Linked DNA regions of Homo sapiens: all the other regions are linked to region 1. The links are chromatin contacts, found by Hi-C or POLR2A ChIA-PET in ENCODE. All regions are on one chromosome and are shown on one strand. The core of a region is the stretch at or near the end of the contact, and the rest is flanking DNA. Distances in the headings are between cores, read along the strand shown.

Region 1 (3,076 bases), core at 428-2,927:
TGATCCCAGCTACTTGGGAGGCTGAGGCACGAGAATCACTTGAATAGGGAGGCAGAGGTTGCAGTGAGCTGAGATCACACCACTGCATTCCAGCCTGCACAGCAGAGTGAGACCCTGTCTCCAAAAAAAAAAAAAAAAAAAAAAAAAACTTCTAAGAAAATATGATTAAAAAAAGAAACAGGCTGGGCACCGTGGCTCCCGCCTGTAATCCCAACACTTTGGGAGGCCAAAGCAGGAGGATCACTTAAGTCTAGAAGTTTGAGACCAGCCTAGGCAATACAGCAAGACCTCATCGCTACAAAAAAATAAAACATTAGCCAGGCATAGTGGCACATCCTGTAGTCTAAGCTACTCAGGAATCTGAAGCCGGAGGATTGATTGCCTGAGCTGGGGAAGTTGAGGCTGCAGTTAGCTGTGATCATACCACCGCACTCCAAATTGGGTGACAGAGTGAGATCCTGTCTCAAAAAAAAAAAAAAAAAAAGAAAAACAAAATTGTAGGCCAGGCGCAGTGGCTCAAGCCTGTAATCCCAGCACTTTGGGAGGCTGAGGCGGGCAGATCACGAGGTCAAGAGATACAGATCATCATGGCCAACACGGTGAAACCCCGTCTCTACTAAAAATACAAAAATTAGCTGGTTGTGGTGGCGCAGCGCCTGTAGGCCCAACTACTTAGGAGGCTGAGGCAGGAGAATCGCTTGAACCTGGGAAGCGGAGGTTGCAGTGAGCGGAGATCACGCCACTGCACTCCAGCCTGGCGACAGAGCGAGTCTCCGTCTCAAATAAATAAATAAATAAATAAAAATAAAAAGACTATTATTTTCAGATCATAAAAAAAAAAAAGAAAAAATTAGGCAGAGTGCAGGCATGCCTGTAATCCCAGCTCTTTGGGAGGCGGAGGCAGGAGAATCGCTTGAGTCCAGGAGTTCGAGACCAGCCTGGGCAACAGAACCAGAGCCCATCTTTACATAAAAAAAAATTAAACATGTAGCTTGCATGTATTTCTACTAGGGCATTCTAGGCCAGCGCTGGTTTAGAATGTTAGCCCAATAAGACCAGGTATTTTTTTTCTGCTCACTGCCCATACAGTGATTGACACACAGTAGGCGCTCAATGACATTTTAATGAATGAATGAGATGCTGAGCCTTCGGGAACTGGCTTGCTCAAAGAGCCAGCACCGATGAAGCGCTGACCACGTTCCATGCCCCGCCTCCTCAGCGCACCAGAGAAGGAAACTGAGGCCCGGCAAGGTGACGTCAGCTCCTGCCCAACGGCACGTAGTGCGGAAACGTCGGGGCCGGGATTCGAACCCAGGTTCTGTACCCGTAACCCCGGCGCGCTGACCTTTCCTACCTTACCGGGCGGCGGCAGGACAGACAGGTGCGGGACACACGGCGAGCGCTCAACCAGAGGCGCCGCTCCTCAGCCACCGCCTTCCGTCAGCCTCCGAGGGCCGGAACCCAGTTCGCCCCCTCCGCGGCCATCGCTGGCTGCCCGCGTCTCCGCCGGCCGCGGAGCACTTCGCAGGCGGCGCCGACCGGAAGTCCCGCCTCTCCCGCGCGCCCCGGAGCGCCGCGACAGCTACGCCGGCCAATGAGCAGCGCGCCGTGGCGGACGTCGGCCAATGGGCTCGCGCGCGGGGGGGGCGTGTCCGGGCCGCGGGCCGGAGCGGGTCGTGCGCGCTGAGGAGGAGCCGCTGCCGCCGTCGCCGTCGCCGCCACCGCCGCCACCGCTACCGAGGCCGAGCGGAGCCGTTAGCGCCGCGCCGCCGCCGCCTCCCGCCCGCCCCGGAGCAGCCCCGGGCCCGCCCGCCCGCATCCAGGTGAGGCGGTGGGGGGCCTTCGGCGGCGCCCGACGGGGTAGGCCGCGGCAGGCCTGAGCTCGCCTGGCCTGGCCGCGGGGCGCCCGCGGGCCTGCACCGGCCGAGGCCCAGGCCGCGCCGGACCGGGGGAGGGGACGCGCGCTGGGGCCGCGGCGGGCGGGTCGGGGCGGGCCGGTGTGGGCGCCGGCTACAGGCCCCGGGGCCGGATTCCTCTGGCGCCTCGAGGGACGGGCGAGGGGGATACGGCGTGGGCATGCGCCGGGGGGCCGGGCTGCACGGCCGGGGGCCCCGGTCGCCTTGGAAGCCCGGGCTCCGGGGGCGGGAGAGTGGGGCCAGCTACGGGGGAGCGCCGGGAACGCTTTGAGCGCGCAGAGGTCACGGCCCACGGGCTTGCTCCCCCGGGAAATCCCACAGATTCTTTTGTGGTCGTTGTCAGAGCACCGCGGCCGGTGCGAGGTCCTTTGAGAAGTGTGCAAACCCTTCAGTAGATACACGGGAGTCCTGGGGGAAAAAAAAAATCTAAACTGCATCTTTTTTTGAGCGCCATCTCTAACAAAGCTGTTTGTGGGGCGTGGGACGTTAGGATTTGTAAAATATGTGTGTGTGCCTGTTGGAAACACAAGCTGCACACAGTTGAACAATGGGGGATGGATGCCCTTCCTTCCTTTTCCGGTGCTCTGGGCTGCGGGGCTTGTTAAAATGGGTTTTGGTCCCTACTGTGTGCAGGGCAGGTGGAGAAGAACTTCTGCACAACTTCTGCATGGGCTTCCCGTGGTGGGACTGAGCCCCCTTGCTAGAAAGTGTTCATCTAAGATCCGGATGGCCAGAAATGGGAAGATGAGGAGAATGATCTGTCTAGAGCAGGGTTTCTCGACGTTGGCCCTACTGATGTTTGGGGTCAGATAGTTTTTGGTTGTGGTGGTAGTGGGGGCTTCCCTGTGCAATGTAGGAAGTTGAGCCGTATTCCTGGCCTCTACCCACTAGATGCCAGCAGTATCCCCATGCTCCAAGTCGTGAGGATCAAAAGTATCTCCAAACATTGCCAGATGGCTCGGGTTGCGGGGGAGGGGTCTCTTCCACTCTCACACGCACAGGTGAGAACCATTACTGAACTAAATGCTCTTCCTCCAAAAGTTCTAATGCCCTGGGAGATGCTCCCAAGACCTCGAACAAGCTTGACTCTGTTGAGCCTTAGTTTTCTTATCTATAAAATGGGAAGGACAAAAGTGTGGTGCAAATTGAAGAGGGTGGAA
Region 2 (3,076 bases), core at 259-2,758, 510 kb before region 1:
TTAGATGATATGGCAGCAGAGAGATCTAAGATGTTAGATCTACCTTACCGCCCTCTCAACAGCCCATCCTACTCCAAGTGACTGCCAGGAATCAGATGATGCGCCTCCCCCTGCTAAAAATTCATCAGTGGTTACAACATAAACCACACTCCTCTCTCTGCACCACTCCCATGGCCCTGCGTGACCTGCCGCGCACCATATTCGCTTTCTGACCTCCACACCCCGCCTCCACTCTGCTCCAGTGGTGCCCTGGCCACCTCGCTGCTCTTTGACCAAAATAAGCCCGTCCTGCCCCACTCCAGGACATCACCACCAGCTATCCGGTAGAGCCCCCTGCTCCTCGGGCTTTCCACCAGCTCACTCCTTGATCATCTGGAGACAGCTCCGAAGTCACCTCCTCAGAGTGGCTTCCCTGACCCATCACTTCGACATTTCATTGTTTCCTTCATTGCTCTGAATAGGACAAAAGATTGTTTTTGCACTTGTTGATTTACTATTTCCCCATTTTTATTTAACTTTTAGAGATGGGGGTCTCGCTTTTTCGACCAGGCAGGAGTGCAGTGGTGCCATCACGCTCACTGCAGCCTCGACGTCCCTGGCTCGAGCGATGCTGTTTCCCCATTTTAAAATGTGAGTGCAAGGGGAGGCGAGGTGGCTCACGCCTGCAATCCTAACATTTGGGAGGCCAAGGCGGGAGGATCGCTTGAGCCCAGGAGTTTGAGACCGGCCTGGGCAACACACAGAGAGACCCTGTCTCTAAAAAGAATTTAAAAATTAGCTGGGCATGGTGGCACACGCCAGTAATCCCAGCTACTCGGGAGGCTGAGATGGGAGGATCGCCTGAACCCAGGAGGTCAAGGCTGTAGCGAGCTATGATCGCATCACTGCACTCCAGCCTGGGCGACAGAGCAAGACCCTGTCTCAACACTATAAAAAATAAAGAACTGGCCGGGCGCGGTGGCTCACGCCTGTAATCCCAGTACTTTGGGAGGCCGAGGCGGGTGGATCACCTGAGGTCAGGAGGTGACGACCAGCCTGGACAACATGGTAAAACCCAGTCTCTACTAAAAATACAAAAAATTAGCCAGACGTGGTGGTGGGCGCCCGTAATCCCAGCCACTTGGGAGGCTGAGGCAGAAGAATCGCTTGAACCCAGGAGGCGGAGGTTGCAGTGAGCCGAGATCGCGCCATTAAACTCCAGCCTGAGCAACAAGAGCGAAACTCTGTCTCAAAAAAAAATAAAAAATATAAAGAAAGAACTGCTGTTTATCGCCTGTCCAGGGCTGATCTTGGGACAAGACTAGAGGGATGAAGGTGCCCACTTTGAAGACTAGGACAGCGAGGTCATCCCGGATCTCCGTGCACGGAGTCTGCTGAAGTGCGCGCTGACTGCCCGGGGATAGATAGCAAGATTGCACCAGCGTCCGACCTGAGCTCCAGGGTGACTCTGCCCTCAGGCCCCGCCCCCTCTCCGAGCGCCCTGCGCAGGCCCCGCCCCCAGTCTCGCGAGAGCTGAGAGGTGGAAAATGGCGCTGACGTGAGCGCGAACTCGCACTGCCCAGAGGGTGGCCGCCGCCTAAGCTGCAGCCGCCGGAGCCGCAGAAACAAGAGGCCGAGCCGTGTCGAAGATGGTGAGCGCGGCACCGGGGTCGCGGGCGCGGCGGAGCTGCGGGGACTGGCGGGGAGCGGCCCTGTCGCGCCTACAGCCTCCGGCCGACCCCGCCCCCACATCCGGGCACCCGTCCGCCGCTGGCTGTCACTCGGAGAGCGCCCTACTTCCGGGCCCGGCCCGGAATGGACCACGCCCGTCAGGCTAGGACTCCGCCCCTAAACTTCTTACATCCGGGCCCCCAGCACCTCCAAGATTGTCCACACTGCTCGAGGCCGGCCGGTCTCGGTCCTCAGACAATCCATGTCTAGCTCCTCTAGCATCTTCCCAGTCCATGCCTGCCCATAGCCCCGCCTCCGTAGCCTTGGCCCCGCCCACTCCCTCTAGGCCACGCTTGTGTGCATACTGGGGCTCCCACCTATCCTAGTTGAGGAGAGCAGATGTTTCTCCCGTATGCATAAGGAGCTCAATCCGGGCCAGTGCAGTGGCTGACGACTCTAATCCCAGCACTTTGGGAGGCTGAGGCAGGAGGATCACTTGAGACCAGGGGTTCAAGACCAGTGAGGGCAACATGGCGAGACCCCATCTTTATAAAAAGAAAAAAAGAGCTTAGTCCACCCTTACGTATTCCCCTATCCTCTCCTGCTGGTGATTCCTTAGGATGGGGGCCGACTGGGTTGACCCAGAGCCCAGAAGGGTTCTCTCCGCCTCTTCCTTCCACCAGGAGGAGAAACCCTCAGGGCCCATCCCAGACATGCTGGCCACTGCAGAGCCCAGCTCCAGTGAGACCGACAAGGAGGTGTTGTCCCCGGCTGTGCCAGCTGCAGCCCCTTCCTCCTCCATGTCGGAGGAGCCAGGCCCTGAGCAGGCAGCCACACCGCCAGTGTGGGAACGTGGAGGGGCTGGAGGGATGCAGCAGGGCTCCTCCCCAGCCCCAGACAGCTGCCAGCCTGGCCCCGGACCCAGCCCTGGCCTGACCAGCATAGTCTCCGGGACCAGCGAGGACCTGCGGCCTCCCAGACGACGCCCACCTCCAGGTGATCTGTGATGGGGTCTTCTGGGGAATCACAGTCCCTGAAACAATAGAAGCGAGACGTAGAGAATCTCTAACCTCAGGGCCTTTCTAGAGGGATGCCACTCATCATTTTACGGAGCAGCCGGTGGATGCCAGGCTGTGGCTCCAATGGTGAGCCTGGCCAGTCCAGCCCCTGCACTGTGGCAGACCAGTCTGTTGTGGTAGGCAGAGAGTAAAGGCCCCAGCACATCATATTTGCTTCTCTGGGGCAGAACCCTGGGGTCAGGGACAGCACTAGTGAGGAAGGGACCAGTGACCACTGTTCTGTGCGTCCTGCAGGGAAGCAAATCCCTTGCTCCAGCCCTGGCTGCTGCCTCAGTTTTCCCAGCGTCCGTGACCTGGCACAGCATCTGCGAACCCACTGCCCGCCCACACAGTCCCTGGAAGGTAGG
Region 3 (3,076 bases), core at 293-2,792, 480 kb after region 1:
TTTAAAAAGGCGACCCCTTGGCTGGGCTCAGTGGCTCATGCCTGTTATCCCAACGGCTTTGGGAGGCCAAGGTGGGAGGATCCAGCCTAGGTAATACAGCGAGACCTCCCTGTCTACAAAAAAAAAACATTTTTTTTAAATAGTCAGGTGTGACGGCTCATGCCCGTAGTTAGTAGCTGGGACCCCATCTACCCGGGAGGCTGAGTTGGGAGGATCACTTGAGCCCAGGAGTTCGATGTTACAATGAGCTAGGATTATGCCACTGCACTACAGCCTGGGCAACAAAAAAAAGTTTATTAAAAAAAAAAAAAGTCCACCCTCTCCCTGAGCCTTGAGGTTGAGATCCTGAAGCTGCTCTGAGAATTCAGTGAGACACAGCAGATAAAGACCTCTTCAGCAAACACAAGCTGTTCTAATCACTGTTTATTTTTTTCCAGCCTAATGGTTAGATCTAAGCTTTCAGCAACTGCTGGAGTCAAAACCAGTCACAGTAGCCCAAAACTGTCCCTGTCACACCCCCATGGGGATGTGCTTTCTAGGGCCTGGCCCCGTGCTGCTTTCTAGGGCCTGGCCTCCTGCCTAGCAAAGCAGTCAGGATAAATGTGTGCACTGTCAGAACCTCCCTTGCAGAGAGGGACAAGTTCCCGGCCCCTCCCTTTGCAATGAGATGCTGCTGTGGCTGTTTACGACAAAGCCAGAGGGCAGGGCCCGCTTACAGAGCTGAGATTACAGCTAACCCACCCCAGACCCTACTAGCTGGGACACCGGGACATCTATCAGGTAGGGGTCCCCAGCTAGCTCCAGAAGGGGAAGCTAACACAAGGGGTCTTCCTCCAGCCTCCCCGAGGAGGGGTGGCATCAGAATTGGCTAGAAGCCCGAATTTAAGAAGGCTGCGCTTCCAGCGGTTTGGAAAGCTAAAACTGAGTTAATCGCCTGGGGGCAATCCCTCCAGCTCTCCAGGCTTGAGCTTAGGGAAGCTGAGCATTTGTCCCCTGGAATCAGGAGGGGAAGCCTGGGAGTCTCACGTGCGGGTTGGAGAAGCTGGTGCCCGCTGTCTGAGTTCCAGACGAAGTTGAGCAATCGGAACCTAGGCTCCCAGTGGGAATCCCAGGAACCTCGCCGCCCCAGAGGGAGAAGCTGGCGGCCCGGCGCGATCCCTGCCTGAGTTTGGGAACCCAGCAGAGCCTGGGTTCAGGAGGAAGAATTGGAGAGGCTGGTGCCCACCCGCCGCCCAAGTTCTAGGAGCCGTCTGCCCTTTTCTCCACCGTGAAAAGTCAGCGCTGGAGCTTAGAAAAAAAGAGACTAGGAGCTCCGCCGCCCCAGGTGGGAGACACAGCCCGCCCGCCTGAGTTCGGGGCCCCACGGTGCCGCCCGCGCCCTCACCTGAGCCGCGCGGACCCGCCGGGGCTGTCATGCTGGGGCGGGAGCGCGGGACGCAGGCGGGTACGGCGGGGCAGCCTGGGTCCGATCGCCCGCCGCTGTCACTGCGACCTCGCTCCCTCGCGGCGCGGCTTCAAACCCTCCGGCATCAGCTGATCTGTGCCTCGGTCACGTGACCCGGTAGCCCAGAGCCCCTCACGTGACCGCCTCTGGTCCCGCCCCCTGCGCCACGACAACCCCTGCCGGAACAGCGCGCATGCGTGCCTCTGCCGGCGCCCTCTGGGTCGAAGGCAGTCGCTAGGTCCTAGCGCCGACGCGCTCTGGGTGGCGGGGGATGGGCTGACTCTGAGTTTGGCAACGACGAGCTCTGCCCTGGCTCCCGGCCATGCCCCGAATCCGGTGCCAGGCTTGTGACTTCCATGTCCAGAGCTTGACCCCTTATCCTCCTTGGTGCCTGGTGATGACCCTGCCTACTATCTCAACGCTGTCTTCCTCTTTCTCCCAGAAACTCCTTTTACCCTTCTCCTGCGCATCTTCAGCAAACACGATTTCCTAATTATGTATCAAATAGAACCACTTATCCCCACCCCATGGCCCCCAGCCCAGAGTCTTCCAACATTCCTGGCCTGGATCTTTGCAGCAACCTCCTCCCCGATCTCAGCCTCCCTCCACTCCACTCTCTACCCAGCAGCCACAAGCATCTTCAAAGAATAATTCCTATCCTTCCTGCGAGAACCTGCCCTCGGCTTCCCATTGCTCTGTAATGACAGGCAGAGTCCCCACTCTCGTCTATCAGGGCCCTCTGATCTGGCTCCTACCTCCATCCAAAGCTCATCTTTCTATAGCCCCAGAGCCTTTGCATACTTTTGCCCTGGAGCGTAATGGTTAAGAATTTGGACCCTGGAGGGCAATTGGGATTTAAATCTAGGCACTGACAATGCCACTTCTACATCTTCCAGAGTCCCTTCAACTCCAAGCTGAGCGCAGTGGGCGGTGGCATGCACCGGCAATCCCAGCTACTCGGGAGGCTAAGGTGGGAGGATCGCTTGAGCCCAGGAGGTCGAGGCTGCAGTGAGCTATGATCACACCACTGCACTCCAGCCTGGGCAACAGAGCAAGACTGTCTAAAAAAAAAAAAAAAAATGTGCCTCAATTTTCTCATTTGCAAAATGGGGATATTCAAAGTCATCTACCTACTGGGGCTGTTGAGAGGATTAAATGAGAGAATGCAAAAACTATCGCATAAGGCTGGGCAAACAGTACTGATTATTAAATTAGTGATTATTGGGATTACAAAATCCTTCATTGAGAAAGCTGCCTGCCATTTATATCAGAAGTCTTGTTATGCTTCTCCTAGAATGTACTATACCCCGTAATTATTTTTTAAGTATTCTGAATTTAGTATCTATGAGCTCCATGCAGGTCGAGGCCATATTTATCTTGTTCCCTGCTGAGACCCCAGCAATCCAGAGATGTTTGTTGATTGCATAAATGAGCAACTTTTTTTGTCCACTTGTATACCTACTGTATGGGCTTTGAAGAGCAAGGGGTAAGTGAGAGGAACAGAGAGTGGTGACTAGTGGGATGGACCAGGATGAGACACTGTGGGTTAAGCTGGAAAGTCTAGCTGGTGGGCCCAAGAAGGAAGCCAGGACACTGGAGCTCCAGATTGTGGCTGGCCCTGGCCACAATGTC
Region 4 (3,076 bases), core at 1-2,500, 380 kb after region 1:
GAGCCAAAGGCCTCCAGAGCCCCACATCAGGGCAGGGTCGGCTTATGGGAGGCAGACATTAGTCCCCAGCAGACTGCTGCCCCACACCCTCTCCCACCCCTGGAATGAACCCTCAAACACTCCTCTTATGCCCACCTTGCGCTGTATGACATCGTCCTCAAACCACTCGGCCTGATTGGAAACCCAGAACATAGCCACAGGGAAAGTGAGGTAGATTATCATCTGGAATGGCAGAGGGTGGGTGAGGTGAGCTCCCCCCAAGCAATGTGCAGAGGCTCCTCAGAGCCTGGGGGACCCATCCTACTGCAGAGTCCAGAAGCGCCTCGTTACGGCCGACCCAAGAATCCCAGAACTCCCACCAAGGGTACAGAAACCTCGCACCCTAAAACCTAACTCCTATAATCCAGGAGGCCTCATTCCTGAAAGTTCCCTCTGAGCTGGAGTCTTCCTCTCAAACACAGACAGACACACAGACGCCCCAGCTACAATCAAAAGCATCTCCTCGAGACCTCATTACCCATCCCCACTTAAGATCCCGGGAGCACCCCCAAACCCAGGAGGCGTCACTCTTCAACTCCACTTCTCGAAGTCTAGGAATCTCCCTGTCATAGACACCCACCCACCACGAGCCCGAGAGCTCCCCCAGGATCTTAAGTCTTCCTTCTTTAGAGCCCCCTTCTCAGCTCACCCCTCTCTGAGGTCCTTCCTCGGACCAGCCCTCTCACAGCCCCCAAACCCAGAAGCCCAAATCCGAGAACCCCCCCAGCCCAGCGTCCCCTCTCCTGGATTTCCAACCAGAAAGGTTCCTCTCAAATCTTAAGAGCTTTCTCCTTGGAGCTCCCTCTTCCTTTGAAGTCCCCCCATTTCCAACCTCATCTTCAGATCCAGGAAGATCCCCTGCCCAGCCTCCCAACCCACTCCTGTGTCCACTGACCCGAAATATCTCCAGCTTCACCCCCATCTCGTTTCTCCCGGTCAACAAAGCCAGTTCCGCCCAAAGCCGACCCTCCAGCAAGACAGAAGCTCACTGGTGTTTTGCACGCTCCATTGCTGAAGCTGATTGGCCAATGTGTATCCTGATGGCGCATCTTCTGGCGCCTCTATTCTGCTTCCGGTCGCTGGCGTCGTCGAAAAGAAGTCAATAACGTGGGCCTGTCCGTCAAAAATGATTTAACCAATAGAAAACGGGTCTGGCTCGGAGGGGCGGGCCGTCAGTGGTAGACGTCATAAGCGCGCGACTCTCTCCTGTACCTGGGCATCCAGAAAAATGGTGGTGATGGCGCGACTCTCGCGGCCCGAGCGGCCGGACCTTGTCTTCGTGAGTCCACAGAGGAGCCGGGGGTGGCCTGCGTTGGGGCATTGGGACCTGGACGCCGCAGGGGATCGAGGCTGGGTCGGCAAGGAGATTTAGGCCGAAACTGCCAGGCCAAGGTCTGGGAACCCTAATGGGCCAGAGACCGGATCGTCATGTCCGCACCGAACTGTCCAGGAGTAAAAATATGGTGTTGTATCTTCGGGTCTGAGTAGAAAACCACTGTCGAAGGGAAGCGTCTAGCCTCCCGAACCAGGGGCGGAAATGGGGGCGTGCAGGGAATGGGAGAGGAGGAAGATCGCATAACTGAACCTTGAGAGGTGAAGATCGGTGTCTGAAGTAAAGGCTTGCTTACGAGGCCAGGGTTCTGGTTTCTGGGATGAAGGCTTGGTTTTCTGGATAGCGGTCTCTAGGCCTGGACTGCAGCATGACAGTTTCTGGGGTGGTGGCCAGGCTAGAAGAACCCTGGTGATGTGGAGCTTGTCAGGCGATGGCCAGTGAAATACTTACTCTCTGGAGTAGAGGCGTGACATCTTCACCAGATTCTTGGTGTGCAGAGTTAAAGGCTTGGCTTCTGGTGTATAACTCCTCCTGTGAGATAAAGGCCTAGCTTTTAATTTCTGGGGCAGAGTTGAGCTAGACGCTGGCTAGTGGGATCCTGGGGGCGGGGCTAGTGGCTTGGAATCTGGACCTGAGAGCCCTGGTGGCTGGGGTAAAGATCTGGTCATCTGGGCCTGGGGTGGAGATGGGTCAGATGGTGACAGTGGGAGTCTGAGGGGCCAAAGGCCTGGTGTCTGGGAAGAGGCACGTTTTGAAGAAGTGGGGTCTGGTGTCCAGGACTGGCATCTGGGCCAGGGCCTTGGTATCTAAGGAGTCTGACCATCTGGGGCAGAAAGCGAGTGGTGATGCGGACTCATTCCTGGCCCAGAGCCCTAATGACTGAGAAGTCTGATGATTTGGGTTCGATTTTGGGTAGTTGAATTCTGAGGGGTAAAGGTCTGGGCCACTGTCTTGGTGTCGGGCATCTGGTTTGGTGCCTGGGCATCTGGTGACCTGACTTCCTTGGTGGGTGGTGGGATCTAGGTAAAAGTCCGGAGTTTGGACCTGAGCCCCAGCAGTGGGATGGTGCTGCACACAGGCTCTGAGGGTAGGCCTCTCTTCTTCCCATTCCCTGGCCCTGGCAGGAGGAAGAGGACCTCCCCTATGAGGAGGAAATCATGCGGAACCAATTCTCTGTCAAATGCTGGCTTCGCTACATCGAGTTCAAACAGGGCGCCCCGAAGCCCAGGCTCAATCAGCTATACGAGCGGGCACTCAAGCTGCTGCCCTGCAGGTGGGAATGGCTCCAGCTGCCCTGCCCACCAGCCCCCACCCCACCTGGTCCAGTTATAACAAAACTGCCAAGTGGGTCCCGGGTCCCGGGTGATTGCTTCGTGTTTCATCACTGACCTGTACATCCCTTGATGGGTCAGCACACCTTCTCTGATGTCCCAGTCTGTCCCTGTCATTGCTGAGACATGTCACCCCTCCCACACCCCTTCTTCCCACATTTGCCAACTGGGGCAGGGCAAATGGTTCTGGGGGTGTCCATAAAGCTGACCGATCAGCATCTGTCCCCTCCTATTCCCCAGCTACAAACTCTGGTACCGATACCTGAAGGCGCGTCGGGCACAGGTGAAGCATCGCTGTGTGACCGACCCTGCCTATGAAGATGTCAACAACTGTCATGAGAGGGCCTTTGTGTTCATGCACAAGGTTTGGGGC

The links. A loop is a pair of places that touch in the nucleus more often than their neighbours do. ChIA-PET counts read pairs that join two places held with the same protein, here RNA polymerase II (POLR2A). Pooled maps may share reads with other maps.
Region 2: a map of B cell shows a loop between it and region 1 (13-fold over the local background). The contact joins the promoter of ZNF414 here to the promoter of ELAVL1 in region 1. A Hi-C loop is called at or near these places in 3 of 168 maps with a recorded cell type or tissue (B cell, OCI-LY7 and vagina), 1 of 37 single-sample maps with no recorded cell type and 10 of 50 pooled maps. POLR2A ChIA-PET finds 5 or more read pairs at or near these places in 5 of 52 experiments (H1, HEK293, OCI-LY7 and 2 more).
Region 3: a pooled map shows a loop between it and region 1 (4-fold over the local background). The contact joins the promoter of MCOLN1 here to the promoter of ELAVL1 in region 1. A Hi-C loop is called at or near these places in 6 of 50 pooled maps. POLR2A ChIA-PET finds 5 or more read pairs at or near these places in 3 of 52 experiments (B cell, H1 and RWPE1).
Region 4: a map of naive thymus-derived CD4-positive, alpha-beta T cell shows a loop between it and region 1 (9-fold over the local background). The contact joins the promoter of XAB2 here to the promoter of ELAVL1 in region 1. A Hi-C loop is called at or near these places in 1 of 168 maps with a recorded cell type or tissue (naive thymus-derived CD4-positive, alpha-beta T cell), 1 of 37 single-sample maps with no recorded cell type and 9 of 50 pooled maps. POLR2A ChIA-PET finds 5 or more read pairs at or near these places in 1 of 52 experiments (H1).

What each region holds. Positions count from the first base shown.
Region 1 is chr19:8,004,242-8,007,317 of GRCh38, reverse strand. It overlaps ELAVL1 (ELAV like RNA binding protein 1), which reads left to right and starts at 1,677. Exons shown (of 6, transcript NM_001419.3): 1 at 1,677-1,823. LOC105372266 (a long non-coding RNA gene) reads right to left here and starts at 1,505. Exons shown (of 4, transcript XR_936302.2): 1 at 1,360-1,505. RefSeq lists silencers at 1,302-1,791, 2,022-2,221, 2,252-2,301.
Region 2 is chr19:8,512,599-8,515,674 of GRCh38, reverse strand. It overlaps ZNF414 (zinc finger protein 414), which reads left to right and starts at 1,508. Exons shown (of 8, transcript NM_001146175.2): 1 at 1,508-1,631; 2 at 2,334-2,646; 3 at 2,964-3,071. The coding sequence starts at 1,629. RefSeq lists a silencer at 1,498-1,807.
Region 3 is chr19:7,521,090-7,524,165 of GRCh38, reverse strand. MCOLN1 (mucolipin TRP cation channel 1) reads right to left here and starts at 1,542. Exons shown (of 14, transcript NM_020533.3): 1 at 1,385-1,542. The coding sequence starts at 1,415. It overlaps LOC105372261 (a long non-coding RNA gene), which reads left to right. Exons shown (of 3, transcript XR_936294.3): 2 at 1,004-1,324. RefSeq lists a silencer at 1,379-1,508.
Region 4 is chr19:7,627,719-7,630,794 of GRCh38, reverse strand. XAB2 (XPA binding protein 2) reads left to right here and starts at 1,250. Exons shown (of 19, transcript NM_020196.3): 1 at 1,250-1,318; 2 at 2,497-2,645; 3 at 2,944-3,067. The coding sequence starts at 1,268. It overlaps PET100 (PET100 cytochrome c oxidase chaperone), which reads right to left and starts at 1,002. Exons shown (of 4, transcript NM_001171155.2): 1 at 935-1,002; 2 at 136-222. The coding sequence starts at 961. It also overlaps a transcript of STXBP2 not described here. RefSeq lists enhancers at 909-958, 1,219-1,338.